Linked DNA regions of Mus musculus: all the other regions are linked to region 3. A link is a loop called in an ENCODE intact Hi-C map of the cell type or tissue named here. Cell type or tissue: heart. All regions are shown on one strand. Links, peaks and the distances in the headings refer to the core of each region. The heading gives the core; the rest is flanking DNA.

Region 1 (7,344 bases), core at 2,643-5,142, 77 kb after region 3:
ATGGCAATCACACGTAACACTAAAAATGTTTCTAGCTGGGCCTCTCCTACCTACAGCAGACTTTGCCCATCATTGTCTGTGGGCTTCTGTGGAGGGTGGGTGGGGGGCTCTTTTCAGATTATTGCATAAGGAAGTTCACAAGGCAATGTTAAAGGCAGTAAATGGTAGCACTGTGCAAGCTGTGGGGTTTTTAAAAAAGGGACAGAGGGAAACTGTACTTTTGCAAGGAAATCCTCACTTAAGCTTTAGAAAGTCACAGGCACTTTTTGTTTGTTTGTTTTTGTTTTTGTTTCGAGACAGGATTTCTCTGTATAGCCCTGGCTGTCCTGGAACTCACTCTGTAGACCAGGCTGGCCTCAAACTCAGAAATCCACCTGTCTCTGCCTCCCAAGTGCTGGGATTAAAGGCATGCGCCACCACACCCGGCAAGTCTCAGGCACTTAAACCCAGGGATTTAAGGCAGTCATTCTTGGCCAATCCAGTCTGTCAGGAACTGGCCTGCAGTCTTGCCTGTTCACCAAGTAGCTGGGTTGACTCCACCTGCCAGAGCCTTGACATTATCGCTGTGGGCAAACTTCTTGCTGCCTTCACAATTGTATCTTGATCAGCAGCAGCTCCCAGGACAACAGACTGAGGGGCTTCCTGAGGTTTCTGTTGAATTCTTGTAGAGATCGAATTCTCAATGCTGACAGCAAACAGGCCATCACCCTTACTTGCACCAGCAAACGGGTGGAAGACAGGAGGTTCTGGCTACAGAACACATGGTAGGATTTCTTTACCAACAGACACAGCCTGCACAGGTGGCTGCAGGAGAGGGATGAGCACTAGGAAGGGAGGGCACTCAATGTCTGTGTGTTGTTTGCTTGTTTATTGAAATAAGAGAGTCTCACTGGGTACTCCTGGCTGCCTTGGAACTATGTAGACCAGGATGGCCTCAAACTCAAGAGATCTGCCTGCCTCTGCTATCAAGTAATGGGATTAAAGGTGTACACCACACCCAGCAATTTGCGTTTTAAACCTGGTAGAAGCCATCACACCCAGCAATTTATGTGTCTTTTAATCTGGTAGAAGCCCAGGTTAACATATTCTTCCAAACTCACCAAATAAACCAAGAGGCTCAGCCTACCTACCAGAGCCAACTTTACCGATTTCACCTGCCAGGATGCCATCGAGAAGGCAGTGCACCTAATAAAGTCATCAGCTGTCCCACGAACTCAAAATGCAAGGGAGTCAAATAAAGGAACCTAACAAAGTATTTAAGACAGCTAAATATCAAGATGTGAAGTATCCAAATAATAGTGAACACCTCCATTTCTTAAAGCCTAGGTAAACGTAACCTGACCTTCACATTTGACCTGAGGCCAAATCTGATTACCAGACTCCTCTTTAGCTCACATCAGTCCTAGGAGGCATGTAGCACAAAGGTCAACTCAGTACATCAGACAGGCTCTATTCTAGATGAACTGCAGGGTCTGCCAGATCTTGCCACCTTCAAACAAAATAACAGGTCCGGGAGTGAGTGCCATAGCCAAAGCCAAATTGGTGAATCGCTACCTGCAAACTGGCCTGACAGCTGATAACCCTCCTAAAAGGCAATGCTAAACAGCATGCTATCAAGTCCAATGTGGTAATCTCATGACTCTATAAGGCTGGCTTCGATGGGCTAAGGCTCTTGGTGTATTTGGTGAGTTTGGAATAGTATGTCAGTAAAACAGGCTTCTACCAGATTAAAAACACAAAAACTGCCAAGTATGGTGATGTATCCCTTTAATCCTAGCATTAGAAAGGCAGAGGCAGGCAGATCTCTGTGAGTTTGAAGCCAGCCAAGTCTACATAGTAAATCCCAGGGCAGTCAAAAATACCTAATAAGACTCTGTCTCAAAAAAAAAAATACTAATAATAATATTAATACTGTCTGCCCACTAGTTTCCTCAGGCTAAGCCAATCTCAAATCAAAGCCCAGGCTCCACAGAGAGCAAAGGATGAAGAAACAAACCATGAAGATAGCAGAGCTGTATACACTAACCCTTCTGAGGTAACTACACCTTTAGAATCAGGCAGGTCTGGACCTGGTGACAAAGATTCAACTGAGAATTCTGAGTTCTCCATCTACCCTGGAGTAGAAGTAGCCACGGTGGAACACCAGCGGGCTGAGGGGACTGGAAACCCCACACTCAGAGAGCCTACGAAAGGGCCACCAAACCCACAACCCCCAACGTCCATATCAGTGTTCCCACTCCACACAACTTACTGACCACTGCCTAGGCAGCCCTCACTGTACCCAATGCTGAATGTATAGATAGCACTAAGTCTCCTCCCACAGCTCACAGGGACTTGGGCAAGAGAAACGCACAGAAAAACTAGAACATAGGTCACGCTGAAGTGTCTGGGAGTCCAGATCAGAGGGAGCTGGGTGTGCCACCTACCTATAATGCCAGCCCTTGGGAGGCAGAATCAAGTGGGTAAAGCTGAGTGGTGATACACACCTTTAATCCCGGCACTCGGACAGAAGCAGGTAGATTTCAAAGCTAGCACAGTCCACATATCAAGTTCCTCCCTTGAGATGTGCTAGCCAGCCAGTCAGAGGGGAAGGGAGGGTTTCAAAGCCAACCTGAGTTTCAAAATAGGAAGAGGAAATCGTTGTCTCCTAGTCTCCTTAAGAAAAAAGCCAAGGGAAAACTGAAAGTAGTAAAGTCCTTTGAATATGGCTGGAACATGAGGGGAAGGCTTGCAGATTTTAATTTAGTCAAATACATAACGATAAGGCAAAGGTCAAGGAGACGTGTACCACTAAACATTAACAGGATAACTAAGATAATGGGCTCTCCTGAGGTATGGATTTCATTTATCAATCTATTAAGTCACTTCACAAAGGCATTTTGAAATCTCTCTTTACTGTCCCAGTTTTACCCCTGTGGCACTGTGTTCCAAACACAGAGCCAAATTACACATTTTAAATTCATATTCATACCTCACACCTCTTAATTCAAGTATAAAATCCTATGCTAACTAGATGAGCAAAAAGCTACCCTAGAACAGAAGGGCATAAGAGCCCTGCCTGAAACAAAAATGGTGTTCTTCTATAGAACAGGCAAGCCTGAGGTTATCAGACCCGGCCCCGCCCACTCAGGCCACCCTCACCCTAGGCAGGAAGATAAAGCTCTAAGAACAGTGTCTTTGCAAAGTAACTTTGGGCAGCATAGCTTTAACAAGTGAAAAGAATTCCCTTTAACGAAGATACGGATTCTGATAACGCGATCTAAGAAATAGAAAACAAGACCAGGAAACTTCACCACAGGGCAACAGAAGTAATACAATTAAGATAATTAACCTGCTACATACGGGATAGCAAACCCACCTACACTAAGAGTCCACTCAGAGCACCACACCAGCCACTTAACAAATGTGGACACAGCCTTACTAACTTCAAAACATCTGGACCCCTCCTAAAAAGCAGCACCTCCAGATGTCTGGCCACCCGGCCCTGTCAACAGTAACCTGATGGCTTCTTTGTAAAGACAGCACTCTAGCTCCTCAGCGGGAGGAGCTGAAAAGCCTGTTTGGAGTAAAATTTCAAAACACTTTGCAAAACAGCCCTCCGCTGGCTTCGCGGTAAGTGAGAAGTGAAGAACAGCAGCCTCGGGGCTCACCATTTTCAATGGGCTGATTAGGAGGCACGCATTAACAGCCTGACAAGACTCTAAAACAGAGCACAGCCAGGCTCTACTGTGCACCCAGTTCCAGCCGGACAGGGAATCTTTGTAGAAAAGGCTCCAGTTGGGGGAAGAGTTGACACCCACCCATTCGGGGTCTAGAAGGCCTTTCAAGGGTTGGGAAGAACAGCGCGAATTCGGGTACAAGGCTCATCCTCTCCCCTCTCTCGCAACCCTCGCCCTTTCAGGAGTCAGGCGCACCCTGGCAGTGCCCTGGGCGCGCAGCACGAAGCCATCACGCCGTCACCAGCTGCCCACCTTCACGTGGTTCTCCACCGCCGTGTGGCTCGCCAGCTTCTTAGCCTCCTCGGCCTTGGACATCGTGGAGGGGGCCGGGCCGCCCGCGCTCGAGCCTCCCTTGTCGCCGCGGGTCTCCGAATGTGCACGCCCCGGCAACTGCACGTGGGAACCCGAGAGGCCCCAGTTGTTCCCGCCCCCGCCCGAGGCCGCGCCCCCGGCCCGCCCGGGCAGTGGGGCCAGGACCCGCCCGTAGAGGGTGCTGAAGGGCCCGGGGCGCTGCATCCCGCCGCCTCGCTCCAGCCTCTCCGGCCGCCCCACCCCCAACTCCTCCGGAAACCCGCTCGCTTGCGCAACCTGCCCCGCGCGTATTACTAAATGCGTGTTGCTGGGAAATGTAGTCCTACGGCGACAGTGGTTCCTAGGCCCTTCTGCATTCGGGACTACAAGTCCCACAATACGATCGACCCTAGTGTGCAAATCGCCCGCCTTGACTCCAGACTTTCTGTCCGGAAGGTCCGGGTAACTGCTGTCTAGGAAGCTAATAACTCCCTACCTTGGGGTCAAGTGTTTACACCTTTAGGTGAACTCCAAGAACCTTTCCGGCTGTACGCGTATTCTAGAAAAAGAGAGAGACACTATTAAAAACCTGACCTTGTTTGCCCAGCAAATGAGAACGTTGCTGTGTTGTAAGCGAATCCTCAGGCAAGTGGTTCTACCAACACAACGGCCTTTTTTTAAAAAAAATCTTTTAATTACATTGTATTATTTAGGTTGTGCTTGTGGAGGCCAAAGAACAACTTGCAGAAGTCCGTTATCTGACCGTCTTGGTAGTGTCAGTCAGTACTTTACCGGCAGAGCCATCTTCTTACAGTGCTCTAGAGTCACTCATTGATGACACACTTGGGACTCCCAGGTCTTCTGATGTCTGTGCTAGACCTTCACAAACCCAAGGTTACAAGTTCAATCAGTAACTCCCGCCTTGGACATTGTTCTGCTCTTGGTATTGGATGCAGGGTGTCTAAATGGAGCCCGGTCACGAGCGCACAGGCCAGTGTACCTTATCGGGCTTCCCCTTTTCTGCCTTTAGTTTGCTGCAAGTTCTTGGTCTCATTCAGCAGTCCCAGTGGCCTGAACTCACTGTAGAGTTCAGTCCAGGCTGGCCTGGAACTTGGAGCATTTTTCCTGATATGGGATTACATCACCAAATAGGTCTGGAAGTCCTTTTTGTTGTTTTGTTTGTGTGTTTTGAGACAGGATCTCTCTTTGCAACCATGGCTGTCCAGGAACTCTGTAGACCAAGATGCCCTTGAACTCACCGAGATCAGCCTGACTTTCCTTCCCCAGAGCAGAGGTTAACGGTGTGTGCCTGCAAAAGGCATGTGCCAGCAACCCCCAAGAGCTAGAATGTTCCAGGAACCCTTAGGAACAATAAAGACCGGTCACAATGCTTTTTTGCAACTTTTATAACCTGAGTTTTATCTTTATCAGACTGTAATCCTGCCCAAGGCACTCAGAAACCACTCGATAGTCTCCTTTACCAAAAAAAAAAAAAAAAAGAAGAAGAAAATTCTTCAGCCACCATTACAAATGTAACTTCAGGACCCACCATAATCAGGTGTGCCGCTATTGATTGGACACTTACATGAGACTCCCTCTTGAGGAGACCACATCCATACAAGGGTAGTATCGTAGAATTATTATTGTTGCTGTGATGAAACACCATGACTAAAAGCAACTTGGGGAGGGCAGGGTTCATTTGGATTATATGTCCTGAATCACAGTGCACTGAGGGAAACAGTGTCAGGAACCTGGAGGCAGAGGTGCTGTTTACCGGCCTGCTCCTCACAGCTTACTCAGCCTGCTTTCTTGCAACACCCAGAACCACCAGGACAGATGGAGCCCCACCCACCATGGGCTGGGTCCTCTCATACCAATCACTAATTAAGAAAATGTCCTACAGGCTTGCCTCCAGGACGATCTTATGAAGTCATTTTCTCAGCTGAGGTTCCCTCCACTCAGATGGCGAGCATGTGTCAAGTTGACATAAAGCTGCAAAACAGATAGTATCTCCCTTCATATTAACCCCATCTTTAAATATGAAATAAAACCCCTTTATAATAAACTGAACTATGACTTGGATCCTGGATCCACCAGAGTAGACGTCTCTGGAAATAACTCTGACTCCTGCAGTCACTCAGCACTGTGAAGCTGGGTCTCTGCCACATGCCCCCCTGACATTGGCAGCAGGGTCTCACTAAGCTGACCATCCAGCCTTGGCCTCATTCCGTAGCCCAGGCATCCCTTGAACTTTCAGCCCATATGCTAGGATGTAGCTAGGATTACACCACTAGTTCAGAAGGTCTTTCCTCGATCCTTTATTCTTTACTTACTTTGTGCTTAGCATTCATCCTCTGTGCAGGCTATCAGGCTGCTGCTCACACACAAAAGATCCTCAACGTGTATCTGAAGCAAGATAGAATAGCACACATTCCATGCCTCAACGCTACACTCTGCCTTCAGTCATTCAGAATTCCTGTCCTTTAGTAAGCACCATTAGCTATAGGACTAAGCACGTTATCAAAACTTCACTGTTTGTAGGGCATGGGAAGCAGAGGTACGTGGATTTGAGGGAGTTCCAGGCCAGGCTGCCTAAATAGCAGAGTTCCAGGTCAGCCTAGGCAACATAGCAAGACCCTGGCTTCAAAAACCAAAAGACAGGGCCTAGAGAGATAAGCGCTTGGTGCTCTTGTAGAGGGCAGACTTGAGTTTCCAGCACCTCACATCATGCAGCTTGCAAACACATATAGCTCCAGGTCCAGGGGATCGGACATCCTCATCTGACCTCTCACATGATACACAGCCATACATTTAGGCATCACACACATAAAAGATAAAAGTAGACCTTTTAAACCTTCACACTATTTGTATCTCAATGACACTGAACTCCACTCCCCCTTTCGGAGGCTGCCCTACAAGTGTCCTTCCTTTCACCTGTACCCTTCTCTTAGTCTGCTTTGTTGTAATCCCCAAAATCTTAACAGTTCTGTAGTTTTTCTAAAGCCCAAAGTTTCTTCTAAAACTAAGGCATTCTCTGGGAGCCCCTGCAAAACAAGACAGTTTATGTTACAACCACCGTAGACGATAGAGCACTTGACCAGCACGGTAGATCAATCCCTGGTAGTGGAAAAGAACAAGTTATAAATTACAATATAGAGGCCCATTGGACTTGCAAACTTTATATGCCCCAGTACAGGGGAACACCAGGGCCAAAAAGGGGGAGTGGGTGGGCAGGGGAGTGGGGGTGGGTGGATATGGGGGACTTTTGGTATAGCATTGGAAATGTAAATGAGCTAAATACCTAATAAAAATGGGAAAAAAAGAAAACTTAAAA
Region 2 (7,344 bases), core at 2,643-5,142, 55 kb after region 3:
TGGACTCGTAAGGCCTTGTCAACCATCACTGAACTGGCCACGGCCTGCCATCCTCTGGGAAGTTTTTTCTAGGCACTCAGCTCTTTACTAGGCAGTTTATCTAAACTAGAGACTCGGGGAAGCGAGAAAATTCCAGTCTCTTCTAATGCTTAATTCCCATACAACCCAACAGAGCAGCTGGGAGTGAACAGGCCTGTGCTCAGCAATACTGCCCTCACCCAGACAGAGAAAACTAACTCCGCAGCAAAGGTAGGACACGCGAGACCTTGTTCACTAAAGGAGATCGTCTGTCAGAAACAGCAGGAGCGTTTGCCTAGGCTGTCTCGGGTTCCTGGAAGGATCCCACGCATCGAACATAAACTGAGCAAAACTGATTCCCATGAGTGCAAACTCGGCAGAGAAGACAAAGGATCCAAATGGCACAGTAACGTTTATTTCAACCTTCGAACAGCACAAAGTGACAGCTTCTGATACCAAATCATACAAGGGTCATCGGAGGAACAAAACGATATTCACATAAAGAAAACATTCAAACAACAAAAAGTAAGTGCTTCACATCTCAGACAGTGCTGTGCACTGCCAGCAGGCGCTTCCGCTTCCACCGGGGGCTTCCAACAGCAGCAGGAGCAAAGCCAAGCCAGGATCCAAGAGAAGGTGCATTCTCGCTCACCTGGAGTTTGTACCCACGTCACTACAGCCCCGCTGCTCCATTCACAATTCCCTACACCTGATCTTAAAATGTAACTAAGATTTGGGAGTGGTAACAATGAAAACACAAGAGTGTCACAAGAAAGTAAACAGTAAACAAGGTTTCCCATAAGGCATCAGGAGACCTGCACCAGCTTAGAAAAACGTTCTTTCTCAGCAAACCCAAAACTTCAGAAGGTTAACCAGCAGGTCCAGTCAAAGCTTTCAGAGACAGTCCTGATCTCTTATTTTTATTTATACGTTTTTTTTGTTTTTGGTAAGGTTTCATATAAAACATAAAATCAAGTTCTATTTTATAAAAAAACTGAATATTTTAATAGTAAAAATATATATATATTTAAATTTCTTTTTAAAAAGACACATAGCAATACTTCATAAGACTGGATTTGACTACCCCCACCCACCCACCCATGCCAGCCGTCCACTCTGGCACTGTGGACAGCTACATGAAGGTACATTAAGGCAAAGGCTCCTGGTGAGGCGTGTCCACTGTGCCTGGGCTGGAGACTCAAGGTGAGGACCCTGCTCCTCTCAGGGCTAGAAGGGCTTCTCCCGCACGTTCACTGAGCCATCCTGCATCCCAAAGTAGACTCTCTCTGCCATGTTGATGAAAAGGCCTGTGTCCACCACGCCTGTAGAATGAAGAATAGGTGCGTTAAAGTCCAGCTTCCCAGAACAAAGCAAGCATCAAGTGTTCCCAGGAGCAAATATCACAAGCCAGCAGCGGACAAAACACAATCTGAAAGAAACCGGGGTTTTCTTTGTTCCTTGCTGGCAGCTCTTCCGTCTACTACATCATGGCTTGCTCTGTGTTCCCAAATGTGCCAGCTTCATCCCAGCCCAGACCCTCTGCTCACGCTGCTCCCCTCGCCTGCGGCTCATCCTCCTCAGTGTCAAGGTCGGCTCCTCTTCATCCCCCCATGTGCCTGCTATAGAGACCCTCCAAGGCTATATCACTCCTCCCAGGTATGGTCAGTCAACTGCCATCCTTGAAAGGCTTCCTCCAAGTGGGAGATGTTCACAAAGCATACACCTGACAAAGGAGTCACATCAGAATACAGTTCCTAAGCCACTAAGTAAGTGACAACAGAAAAAGGAGCACAAGACCTAAACAAGTACTTCTTAAAAAAAGCAAAGCATTGAAGCTCACTAGTGACAGGGATGAACGACTGACACTCAGTCACCACGATGAGTAAGGGCAGGCGACCAGAATGTGGAGGCACAGACAGGAATATCCCTGAAGCCTGCTGGCCATCGCCCAGCTCCTGGTTCAATGAGAGACTCTGACTCAAAGAAGAGAGGACACATCTGGCTTCTGCACATACATACATGGGTGTACACACATGTGCTTGCATGCACTCATGTACACATGCACACACACGGTAGCATGACTATATCACCATGCTGTTTGCACACACATACTAACAGTGGAATGCTTAGCAATGAGAATTAACTAACTATATAAGGCCTTCACCAAAAATGTTCACATATACACATACATTACAGTGAGTTAACACTGGCCAACTATCAAAGAAAATGGGAGTGAACCTAGTATGGAGGGACAATGACCACTAACAGGGATCTGGCTAAGTAAACTGTTACTCTGCCACAAAATTGGAATATCACTGTTATTTTTTTAATTAATTAATTTATTTTATGTGCATGAGTACACTGTAGCTGTTTCAGACACTCCAGAAGAGGGCATCTGATCCCAATACAGATGGCTGTAACTACCATGTGGTTGCTGAGAATTGAACTCAGGACCTCTGGAAGCGCAGTCAGTGCTCTTAACCACTAGCCATCTCTCCAATTCTCATCCTTTTTCTTTTTAAGTAGGGTTAGGGGCTGGAGAAATAGCTTACCAGTTGAGGGACTGACTGCTCTTCCAGAGGACCCAAGTTCAAATCCCAGCACCCACATGGCAGTTCACAACTGTCCATAACTCCAAGATCTGACACCTTTACAGACATGCATGCAGGTAAAAACACCAATGCACATTAAAAGAATTTTTAAAAAAAGGTATCATTATCTCTTGTAAGTCAATATGTAAAAAGCTAAGGAGAGGGCAGAACACAACCTAATTATGCTGTTATTGGAGTTAAAGGAGTGAGGCAGGGGAGTTTCAACTTGTGTTTTTGTGGAAGATCATCTCAGAACAAGCCATACAATTCCTTTAGTAACACTAGCTGTCTCCAGACAGGGTAACTAGCTGCCTGATTGGGTGTCAGGGAGCGGAGGGTGGCATTTGCCACTGTTTACCCATAATGTTGAACAAAGGTATAAAGGATATAAGGTATGAAGGAACAAAGGATAAATTAAAACATCTGTGGACAGCCCTCAATCCACAAGCGAAATGAGAGCTGAGTCCCTGAAGTATGAAGGTCCTGGCACAACGCGCCTCACAGCTAGAGTTTTCTGAGGACGGACAAAGCAGTGCTCAACACTCATCCTGATCCACGCCTTTGTAGCGCAGCCCAGACGCTTCAATCTGGCCCCAGAGAAAGTCAAACCCACCTCAAAAGCTATAAAGAAATAGCAGAGCAGCAGTCTGAGGCATGATTCTAGAGCCTCAAATTAATGAGGTGCTAGGAGTGACTGATCCCCTCACCCCAAATAAAATCCAGAGGAAAGGGCCGAGCATGCTGAATGTGAGCAGACGCAGGACCCAATGAAACACGGATAGGGACTCTTTTCCGAGTGTCTCCATCGTGCAAATGGACCTGGGAAGAAACAGGAAAGCTTGCCCTTGCCCTGGGAGTTTGTCTAATTCAATAGGCAAAAGGCAAGAGAAAAGGAGAGCCAAAGACAAACCAGGAGTGGGCCTGTGGTAATAGTTCATCTTCCTCGCTCTAAGCTGTAACTCTCAAGTCTCCAGTATGTAGATTCTTCAGGTCAGGCTTAGGAAAGGCAAGAAAGGCCTCAAGAAGAGCAGGAGAGCCCCCTAGTGGGCACAGCAGGAACTGGCCTTCCACTCCACCACGGGTCAGTCTGCACTAACCAGGCAAGTGCACTCTGCCTACCGAGCATGGCCTCCACGCCATCATCCTCATGCCTTCTTGGCCTTTTAGTCAGAGAGGCAACACTAAACAACAGAGTAATTCATCTGTTTCACTTAATGAACGAGGCAAAGATTTTCAGGAGACTAAAGACGATCAGAGGCTGGACTTGGAAGAAGGAGCTGCTGTGTTACACTTATATTCAAACTGGCTTCACTCTCAACTAGCACAAAAAATAATCTAAAAAAAAAAAAAAAAAAAAAAGTAGTAGTGATACAAACACACCTTTAATCCCAGCAATCAGAAGGCAGAGGCAGGCAATCTCTCTGTTCAAAGCCAGCCTGCTTTACTGAGAGCTCCAGGACAGCCAGGGCACAGAGAAACCTTGTCTCAAAAGAATGGGGGGGGTGGTGGGGGGGGGGGGTGTCAGTGGGCACTGAAGTGAGGTTTCACGCAGCCCAGGTTGGCCTCAAATTCATTACGTAGCCAGGGAAGTCCTTGACCCTGATCATCCTGCCTCCACCTCCAAGCCGCGGGGTCTCGGGCATGTGTCCCTGCGTGCGCACAATCTACTGCTTAGTTCATGGTGACAGCAGTGCATCCTCTCCCTAGGGACTTTAGTCTTCCAGCGCTGTTTTAAGAGGTGATCTAGTACTAGTTTTGGCCCTTTTTACAAAGGAGAAACTGAGGCACAGTGCTGTTAGCTAGGGGTCCAAGTTCATACTGCTAGAGCAAGGCTGGGTCAGAAGTTCATCCAGGCCGTGTGCTCCCAGCATCCACTCAGCCACCACACTCTGAAAACTGATGTTTTTCTCACTGCCAAGGTATGATTTAGATTGCCGCTCAGCACTGCAACAATGATGCCTCTCAAGGCACCTCCTCCTGTAAATGCCCTTCTACAAGCTCTGACCTGCCACACTTAAGCCTGGATGCCAAGTCATCTCTATCCAGCTCACCCAACCCTCACCCCAGCGGGGAGGCCCTCAACTCCTACTGATTATCCCTTGGCATAAGTCTATGCTTATATCACACAGCCTCACAGAGTGAGCAAGCATCCAAGCCAGGGTCTTGGGGCTGGGGAGAGGGCTCAGTGCTCAAGTGAGCACACTGATCTTGTAGTGACCCAAGTTCAATTCTGAGCACCCACAACAGAAGGCTCACAACTAACTCCAGCTCCCGGAGATCAGATGCCCTCTTCTGGTCTCTATGGGCAGTTAAATGCACACACTCACACACATAATCAAAAATAACACAAATCTTAAAACTTCAAGGTCAAGAGGTGGAAAACCTAGAGCTCACACCGTGATGCTGTAGGTGTTAGGCAAACCACTTAGCTTAGCTCTGGATCTCTGTGGTCCCCTGTTAACTACCTCATCCAAGTAGGAATTTAATAAAACTGTAGAATGTTAAACACTGTCTAAAGATGTGATGCAATAGTAGTACACAGATCAACATCAATCTATGAAACTGCCCCACACCTAACAAAGCAGCCGCTGTCACTAGACTGTTGCTATTTCTCCAGCAGAAGCAGCACTTCCTATATCTGCAGGCATGGCTTCACACAGCCTTCCCCAGGGTTCCATCAGCTCTAATCTAGGCCCAATTCCATGTAATCATAGCCTATGACACGTAACCAGTGAATGTAGGTAAACTGAGTCACTTCCCCCATAAAGGTCGAAGAGGCTGCATCAGGCTCCTGGAGGGGGCAGGCGTCTCTCCCAAGAATGTTGAGCTTATTTCAAAGCAAGCACCTCTGACCTTCCATCAACTCCAAGGCTATTCCAATTCAAACAGACTATAAAATACATACACACCAACACTATTTATTACACAAACCAAGAAGAGGGAGGTAATGCAAGTTAAAAATCTCAGACATGGTATACACTGAGCCCATGTTCATGCTGCCTTCTGTGGCCTGCAGAGGGGGTAGTAATGAAGGGAAGTCACTAGGTGACTGTCCAGTGAGCGCCACCCAGCTTACCTGGAGTCATTTTGATAGCTGTGTTCACTTCACTCCATTTATGCACCCGGTCAAACTTCCAGTCCAGGATAAAATTCCCGTTATCCGTCACCACTGGCCCCTAGAAGACAATTTCTAATCACTAAGGATGAAAGCACAGGTAGGCAAAAGCAAGAAAGACAACAGGCAGATAGATGTCCCCCACTCTGCTTCCTAGAAGGTGCTTCCATAAAGCAGTGGTGAGCAGGCTCCTTGGAGTCCTACAGACTTGGATCATGTACGACTTAATGTCACACAGGTATAGAGTTAAGAGGAGCCACTGACTTCTCTAAAACTTGTTTCTTGAGTGTCAAAAAGTGGGACAGAGATGCAAACAGGAATGGCTCAAGGCAGTGACGTTTTCAACTTAGTAGAGTGAAAACCAAGAGAACTACATCTCAAAGCTTACTTAGCATAAGCACCAGCAGTACCGTAGCATAAGGCTGTATGACTTCACACATCACGCCTTCTCCATCAGCAAGAATCATTACAAAGGGTGGGCAGACTGACAAGAGGTCTGAGATGTGAGGGGACAGAACATTTCCTCAACACCACTGGACACTAGATTGTTTAGTGAAATAAATGTTGACAGAACATAGGCATAGGCAAGTAAGACTCCTCCGCAGCCTGGCATGCAGTGCAGTTAGGACTGCAAAGGTAAGCCAGGCCTGGTGGCGTCTGTCTCTAATCTCAGCACTTAGTAGGAGGCAGGGAGATCAGGAGCTCAAGGTCAACCTGGACTACATACTTCCAGGTAGCCTCCCTTCAAACAAAAATGGAAGGGAGGTGCTACGTAACCAGTTATCACAGCTGCTTTCTAAAGGGAAGTCAAGGAAGTATTGACACCAGGGTACAGTTATTGATTATTTATTTTCTCTAATACCCAAATTTTATTTCTAATAACTATATACACTTCGGTTTGAGGTCATTACATTTGGTTGTTTACTTAAGTGCAAAAGAAAAGTTCTTTGTAACTCACAGTCAGATGCTGAAGAGAAACATCTCCACAGGAGTATCATGTGCTCACACACACCCCCACCCATAGAGAATGCAGGTGATGTAGCTTAGTGGTAGAGTACTTGCCTAGTATTTCCAGAAGCCTTGACCCCAATTCCTTTTTTTTTAAAGATTTATTTATTTTATGTATATGAGTACACTGTACAACTGTAGTTGCTAAAATTGAATTTAGGACCTCTGCTCACTCCAGTTGGTCCTGCTCGCTCCGGCCCAAAGATTTATTATTATAAATAAGTACCCTGTAGCTAATTTCAGATGCACCAGAAGAGGTCGTCAGATCTCATTACGGGTGGTTGTGAGCCACCATGTGGTTGCTGGGATTTGAACTCAGGACCTTTGCAAAAGCAGTCAGTGCTCCTAACCACTAAGCCATCTCTCCAGTCCTTGAACCCAACTCCTAACACTGAAAAAAAAAGAGAGAGTGGGGCTATCTTGTACAGAAAGTTTCTGAAAAAAAATATCTTCCACTCGCCTTCTGTCCTTAGATTAACCAACTGGCACTTCATTGGCTTTGGAATTTAGTATAGACTGTTACTAATCCACAGGCAGAGTATCTTGGGCCATCTACACCTTTTGAAAGGTAAACCCTCTGAAATGTAGACACACTGTGTGTATGGTTCCCAC
Region 3 (7,344 bases), core at 3,070-5,569:
CTTTTACTGGTATCAAACGGCTTGCCGTGGTTCTGACCTGCCAAGATAGGGAGTAAAGCTCTCTTTGGTCTCTAGTCCCAGGCCTTGGAGTTCCAAAAGCCTGGGTTTGGAGGGAGTCCCAGAAGTTTACAGCTCCAAGCCCTGAGAGCTAGAGGCCTACTGTTCCAGGTTTTGAAATCCAACAGGATGACTAGGGAGAGGTGGCTCAGTGGTTAAGATGTGCCCTGCTTTTTCAGAGGATGTAAGTTCAGTTCCTAGCACCCATATCAGGCAGCTCACATGCAGTTACATATAACAGCCTGTAATTTCATCTCCAAGGATCTGAACATCTCTTCTGGCCTCCTCAAGCACTGTGTTCACATGCATGCACAGTGTGTGTGTGTGTGTGTGTGTGTGTGTGTGTGTGTGTGTGTGTGTGTACTATATATACACACATATATAGTAGAGTGAGTTGAGCTGGTAGCCTGGGGTGTCTGACACCTTGGCCCTTTGACAGTTCCTTAGAAATCTCCCAGTACCAGGGCCAGAAGTTTCTTGTCTTCAGCAGCTGTCTCTATTGCCTCTGCTCCTCCTCATCTCTACCACAGCCTTTTGATGTCACTGCCGATGTCACCAAGGACACTTCCTTCACCACTGACATTGCCTTCATTGTCCCTGCTTCCTTCCTTTCCTCATGTTACCAGCTCAACTCACTCTACTAATGATAAAACGCAAAAATAGGCAAGACCGGGCCTTTTATTGCAACTTAATGCTTCAGCTTCAACACCAGAGAGCAACATCTAGCTGGTATCTCCAGGTTAACTTGCAGAGTGAACCAAGCAGAGCACTTATATAGCCAGAGTGGGAGTGTGTCCAGTGTGTGTGCACGTGGCAGTACATCACACCAATGAAGAACAGTATTCTCACCAAGCATGAAGGGCTGCACCTGTCCCAATCACAGCAGTCCCTCAGACACTCAGAATGAAGTCACACACCTTCAGACTGCCTTCTTGACTGATATTCCTTCATTCAAGGCCATACATAGCTCCATAGGATGAAGCAGTCTTAATTTACCATTCAAATCATCCAAGCTATCAGGAAAATTGACATTAAGAAACACATCTACAATAAAGTTGTCATTCACAGTGATTTAACAATAGGTTAAGAATGCATAGCTCCTGCCTCAGTGATCCCATGAGTAATGGGCCTCCTAATATGACTGTTTTACTTATCCCACCATCCAACCACCCTTGGCAACCACCACACACATCTCTTTGACATGTGTGTATGAGATATTTTAATCATATTCAAGGCTGATTACCTTCTCTTATCTCCCTCACATTCTAACTACATCCCTGCTAACTTTGTGTCCGTTTTTAAGGTTTATTTTTATTTATGTGTATGTGTGTGTGTCTGTTATGGACCATGAGAATGTGTCCAATCGCCTGGACCTGGAGTTACAAACAGTTGTGAATTGCCTGCTGTGGGTGCTGGGAATCAAATTCAGGCCCTCTGCAGGAGCGTCAAGTGTTCTTGGCCGCTAAGCCACCTTCCCACAACCCCACACACTTTTTGATAACCCGTTAGCTGAGGTAACTTACATAAACTCGGGTTAGGGGTTATTTAACAAAGCATGATCAACTTAGCAGTGGGTATATCACTGAAGAAACTTTTGTTCCCTCCCCTAGCAACTATTAACAGCCAAAAGCTGTTTAGAAAAGGGTAGGGGCCTTAAAAGCCCCAATTAACCTAATTAGAAGTCCTTAACTGACTATAAATCTTAAAGGAAAAGAAGAGCCTCATAAGCCCCTGCCCTGCCCGTGATGGAATATTGGCAGGCCAGATCTTCTGGTTGTGAGAAAGTAATCAAGCTGCTCTGAGTCCGTGAGTGCAACAGCCATGTCTGATTCCCAAGGATGGTGCACAAAGCCCCTTTCCTTCCACCAACTCTGTGTTCTTTCTACCCCTTCTCCTGCAGTGTACTCTGAACCTTGTATGGTGATGACATAAACGAACCATTGATGACTGAGCACTCAATCATCCCTTATTTTCAGCGCTTTGACCCGTTATAAGTCTCTGCATAAAACACACACACACACACACACAAGGGAGGAGGGTCTGAGCAACACTAATCTATAGGTTTTCAACCTAGCAATATTTACAAGGCCATTCAAAAAACAAACCATGTCCATTTAGTGAAACAACAGCAGTAAGTTTCCCACTAGGGCCTTTAACCACACCCCCATAAGCCTTTAACCAGGTTTACAGTAGCAGGAATGAATACTGTGGAGTGGACCTCAAACCCAATCAGAAAATGGTTGGTTACCCCCATTCTAGCCATACCACTATTGCTCCAGTGGGCATATCTTACCTGCCGTGGGGTCGATCCAATAGGGCACAGGGTCTATAGCTAAATGCAACTGCTGACTAGCTCCTTCACCCAGAAGACTGTGCACCATCGTCTGGCACTGTGAAATCCACCCAGCTGAAAGGAAGCCTCCAATCGGCTCCATCTGGGCTTTTCCATGGTCTACAACCAGGAGCATGGTGTATCCAGCAATAGGGTCTTAGCATCTAGAAATTAGCTATGGTAATTGCCTATATTGTTTGAAGGACCTTAAGGACCTCAATGACCAACATATAGCATGGAATCTCACCCCTGGCACCAGGATTTTTATTTAATAACCTATGGCTTCCGGGAGCAGCTTTATCCTCCCATGCAGGGTACCTCACACCAACTCCTTTTTATTAATTGTACGTTAAATCACTTGCAAAGTAGTATTCTTCCTTACGGCTTTTTCATGCACCCTCACGCAGCTTTGAATGGCCATCTCTCCCCCCTCTCCTCTTTCCCATTTTTCTGCACTACATTCCTACTTCCTACAAAATTTGTCCTAAACAGTTTTTCCTTTCTCTCCACCATTGTCCCTTCCAAGATTCCTAGATTTTGGTTACCTTAAATGCCAACAAGGTACAATTTTCAGAGGCTTTACAGTAACAGAAAAAAAAGAGGTTACAAGGTACTTTTCAAATTTATTGATGGGCACAGGAGTGCAGGTTAAAGCAAAGTGGGGAACCTCTGCTACAGACCTCGGATGCTATCTGACGGTCCCAGTGTTTGCCGTGAGGATGCTGCTCGGCCAACAACTCAAGTCAGGATGAGTTGGGATCTGTTCTTGTATTCCAAAGGATTTACCTAACAGTCACAAAGATGATAGGTCACAGACGGCAGTAAATGGCCTCAAGTAGCAGTTAATGGCCACTTGAGGGAGCTAAAGATAACTTGTCTCTGGGCCTGCACAGATTCCACCCCTCCACAGTCACTGAAGTTCTTTATTATCATTATTGTTGTTGCTGCTGTTGTTGTTGTTGTTTTATATCCATAAATGTTGCCGCCCCCGCCCCCAGCCTCCCTTTGCAGATTTCTTCCCCAACACCCCCTTAGCTTCTAAGAGGGTACCCCCACCCCAGTCATCCCGCTTCCCTCAGGCATCAAGTCTTTACAGGATTAGCTCATGCTCTCCCACTGAAGCCAAACAAATATGTCTGCTACATATGTGCGGGGGAGGACGGGGGGGGGGGGGGGGACTCGGACCAGCCCATATATGCTCTTTGGTTGCTGGATTTCTCTCTGGGAGCTCTCAGGGGTCTGGGTTAGATGACACTCTTCATCTTCCTATAGAGTTGCCATCCCTTCCTTTCCTTCAGTCCTTCCCCTAAGTCCTTCCCCTAACTCTCCCATAGGGGTCCCCGACTTCAGTTCAATGGTTGGCAGTAAATATCTGTCTCAGTCAAGGGCTGGTAGAGCCTCTCAGAGGACAGTCATCCAGGCTCCTGTCTGCAAGCACAACGTAGCATCAATAATGGCGTCAGGGTTCTAATCGGTGATTCAGCCTTTGTAAAGTGGTCAACGTAAGGTGCAGGTTCTTGGGGAGGGACTTGAAGGGGACACGAGGACTTTAATTCACATGGATAAAATAGAAGACTGCCTCTATGAGAAAGGTGAGTCTGTGGACTAAATGGATTCTTTCCCGCAGAGAGAAATAGAGGAAGAATTTCAGATGCTCATTTTAAAGATAAAAGAATACTTGAAAAGAAGGGGGGGTGGGAGGAAAGTATGACAGAGAAATCAGCTAAATGCTGCCCCCAGCTTACACTTCCTTAGAAGGGAAAGGGAAGGGAAAGCTACTCCTGAAAGAAAAGCTAACCGAAGCAGAGCAGTCCCACCCTCAAGACAGGCACAGAGCTAGCTCTCACATGCTAAAGTACAGATGCAGAAACCTCTTGCATTGGGATCAGCCTTGGATAAAAATAAGTCGGTGAAAGACAGACTGCAAAGCTCAATGTGGCCAGCAGAGGCCCCTAGTCAGCAACAAGGAAAACTCTCACGCTAACCAGACAAACAATACAGACTCAGCAAAAACATAAACGGAAGGATGTGCCCACAAGTTCACCTGACCCTCTTCCTCCGTGAGTGTGCTTTTCTGAAGAGGCAGCTCCAACACTGCCTCACATCTTCCTCTCTATTGTTTTCTTTGTGTATTCCCCCACAATACTCGCTTAGCAGGATTTTTACTGTATGTATTTGGGGTGGATATATGTGTGTGTGTGTGTGTGTGTGTGTGTGTGTGTGTGTGTGTGTGTGTGCATGTGTGTGTGTGTGTGTGTGTGTGTGTATTGTTATCTCTTTTCATACAATCATTTAATTTTGTTCGTGCGTTTTTTCAGTTTAGAGCAGGTTTTTTTCCTTAGTTTCTTTCTTTTTTCCTTGTTTACTCCTGTGTCCCTTACACATACACACACGCACACACACACACACACACACGTATTCATACTTCTAATTGTTTTATACTTTTCTTAAGTTTTACCTTTTTCTCTTCTAGTTTTTGGTTGTCAACGCTTTCATTATTGTTAAGTCTTTTTTTTCCCTACTTTTCCTTTTTCCCAAGTCTAGAAAAAGAAACAGACAGTGAAATAAAAAAGGAATTGAGAACTCTAAACAGACTTCACAAGAGAAAATCCTCTTCACTCCATTTTATAATCAGAAAATTAAAAAAAAAAAATGTTAAGCAAAGAACAAATGTTAGGAACCGTAGGGGGACACCAGCTCATGCACGGGACACAAATTCCAGAGCACACAAATCCTCCCCTCTGCGGTCCTAAAAGCCAGGAAAGTACGAAATGATGCCCTTCAATTCGGAAAGTAAATACCATCTAACCACGCTTTAAATTGATAGCAAAGCTACTCGTGTAACAAGCAATCTATAAGTGAGTTCGTGACTGCCAAGACTACACTACAAGATAGTTTTTAAAATTCTTTACAGAAAAGGAAGAATGACACCGGCCATCACAGAGGCACAGGAAAGACTGGGTTTCATGAGAGGAATCTATGTCCTGGATTGGGAGAAATAACGTGTGAAATGTTGTACTAAAAAACACAATCTTCAGATTTAATGCTATCACCATCATGGTTCTAGTGACATTCTTTACAGAACTAGAAAGATAATACTAAGCTTGTATGGAAACACAAAAGACCATGAGTAGGCTAAGCAGGACAAACCCTACATCACATCACATCACATCACATCACTGAAACTCACATTATCCCACATAAGTGTAATGACAAAGAGAGTAAGGTGCATCCACAAAAGCAGACAGAGAACAATGAACTGGAAGAGGGCCCATAACCTGCACTTCTGTGGACAGATAATTTCTGACAAACGTGTTAAAAACATAAATGAAAAAAAAAAAACAAGTTGCAAATTGGACATCCACAAGGACTACATTGGATCCATATCTATCATCCTGCACAAAAATCAATTCAAAGTTGGGTCAAAGGCTTTGATTCAAAACATGAAAAGTTGAAACTGCACAGGAAAAAAAAAACTTTGAAGTGTAAGAACTGGCAAGAACTTTCTGAACAGAACCTCCATATCACTGGAAATATTCTCAAGAATTGATAAGGAGGATTATATAAAACTAAATGTCTTCTGCACAGTAAAAGAAACCATCAACATAACAATAGTCCAGCTACAGAGTGAAAAAGAATTGCTTTACTTTAACGAGGGATTGGCTCCTAGAATATACAAAGAACTGCAAAAATTAAACACCAAAAGTATAAAATGTCCAATCAATAAATGAGATAATGGACTGAATAAAGAAATATAGATAGACAAAATATGATATAATCAGGAAGTTGCAGATAAAAACTAAAATAATAGTATGTATATCACTCTAGTCAGTATGGCTATTATTAAGAAAACAGCTGATAACCCCTGGCAATGGATAAAGGGACACCTTGGTGGTGGTGGTGTTCTTCTATCAGTCAGGGGCAGAGCAGATGGCATGGCAGTCCTTTGTTCACCCTAGCTTGATGGCTGGCTCAGTGGCCTAAGCTGTTTTATGCCTGGGAGACATAAAAATCAAATCAAATCCAGGCAGTGCAGTGCAAGAGGAGGAAGACAGAGTTCTGCAACACTATGTGGGGCAGGTCCTCCACCCTACAGCATGGGAGGGCCGAAGATGCACAGGGGCCTGCCTACCACCTACCCAACACAGTCCGGAAGAAGGAAGGCCGAGACCTGAAGACCGCAATGCCACCCACAAACCCTCAGGTGCGTGGCATAGACAGCCAAAAACACCACTTGCTGCCACACCACGCAGTGCCGAGAATGTCACCTAGGGGCCCGTCTATATCAGGAGCCTCCACAATGCACGAGTGAGTGGTGGGCAGATGAGAGAGAAAGAGAAATGCAGCAGCTGGACAGCAGCCTGTTGTGAGGCCATGGTGAGATCCCAGCCTCAGCTTCTGCTGAGAGTCGGGTCTGAGGCTGAGGCTACACAGAGTAGCGGCAGGGTTGGGGTTGATATCCGAGGCTCACATTGCCACCTGAGAACATGGGGACATCCCTGATCTGAGCAGCCACTTTTGTCGACATGAATGTCCAGGGGCTGTGCAGAACTGTCCCTGCCCCTCACTGGCTGCAGCTCTCTTAAAGAGATAGTCCCGCCTCTCACCATGGCAGCACTTAGGAGAGCAGGCCCTGCACCTCGCCCAGCTAGCACCGTGGAGCGGGCCCTGGTGGCAAGTGAGCAAGCCCCATGAGTGTGGGAGAGTTGACCCCTCCTTCTTCTGCAGTGGGCTGGCACAGGTGCAGGGGTGATGCCCCCTCCCACCCCTCACTACCTCAGCAGTCAGAAAAGTAACCACAGGGTCAGGAGAGTTGGAGGACACAACAGAGTTGACCTTGGTGGTGGGGACACAGATGAGCCACCACCAAGATCTGAGTCCACCACAAGTCTGCTACAAGGTGGTATATGTACATGGTTGATGTCCCCTCCACACCTCCCCCTCAACGCCTTCAG

What was found. Hi-C counts contacts between places; a loop is a spot of excess contacts. Peaks named below come from ENCODE experiments on the same cell type or tissue, not always from the same donor. Only the 100,000 strongest peaks of a DNase experiment are listed, where the experiment ranks them.
Region 1: it touches region 3 in a loop (3-fold over the local background); 5 of 42 quality-filtered maps call a loop at or near these places.
Region 2: it touches region 3 in a loop (7-fold over the local background); 28 of 42 quality-filtered maps call a loop at or near these places.

What each region holds. Positions count from the first base shown.
Region 1 is chr6:70,787,915-70,795,258 of GRCm38, forward strand. Rpia (ribose 5-phosphate isomerase A) reads right to left here and starts at 4,261. Exons shown (of 9, transcript NM_009075.2): 1 at 3,972-4,261. The coding sequence starts at 4,235. In heart, for the core only: a CTCF peak has its summit at 4,204 (motif pointing right); DNase peaks (open chromatin) are centred at 4,297 and 5,017; H3K4me3 peaks cover 2,500 bases; H3K27ac peaks cover 2,500 bases.
Region 2 is chr6:70,765,309-70,772,652 of GRCm38, forward strand. Rpia (ribose 5-phosphate isomerase A) reads right to left here. Exons shown (of 9, transcript NM_009075.2): 8 at 5,686-5,785; 9 at 412-1,340. The coding sequence ends at 1,246. Among named protein-coding and RNA genes, the nearest start is that of Rpia, 23 kb to the right of the region's middle. In heart, for the core only: no CTCF peak of the experiment used is centred there; a DNase peak (open chromatin) is centred at 3,653.
Region 3 is chr6:70,710,074-70,717,417 of GRCm38, forward strand. Gm46961 (a long non-coding RNA gene) reads right to left here. Exons shown (of 3, transcript XR_001785273.2): 3 at 3,006-3,175. LOC115490474 (a small nucleolar RNA gene) reads left to right here and starts at 6,250; the gene lies at 6,250-6,398. It also overlaps Igk. In heart, for the core only: CTCF peaks have their summits at 3,233 (motif pointing right) and 4,327 (motif pointing right); no DNase peak of the experiment used is centred there; H3K4me3 peaks cover 243 bases.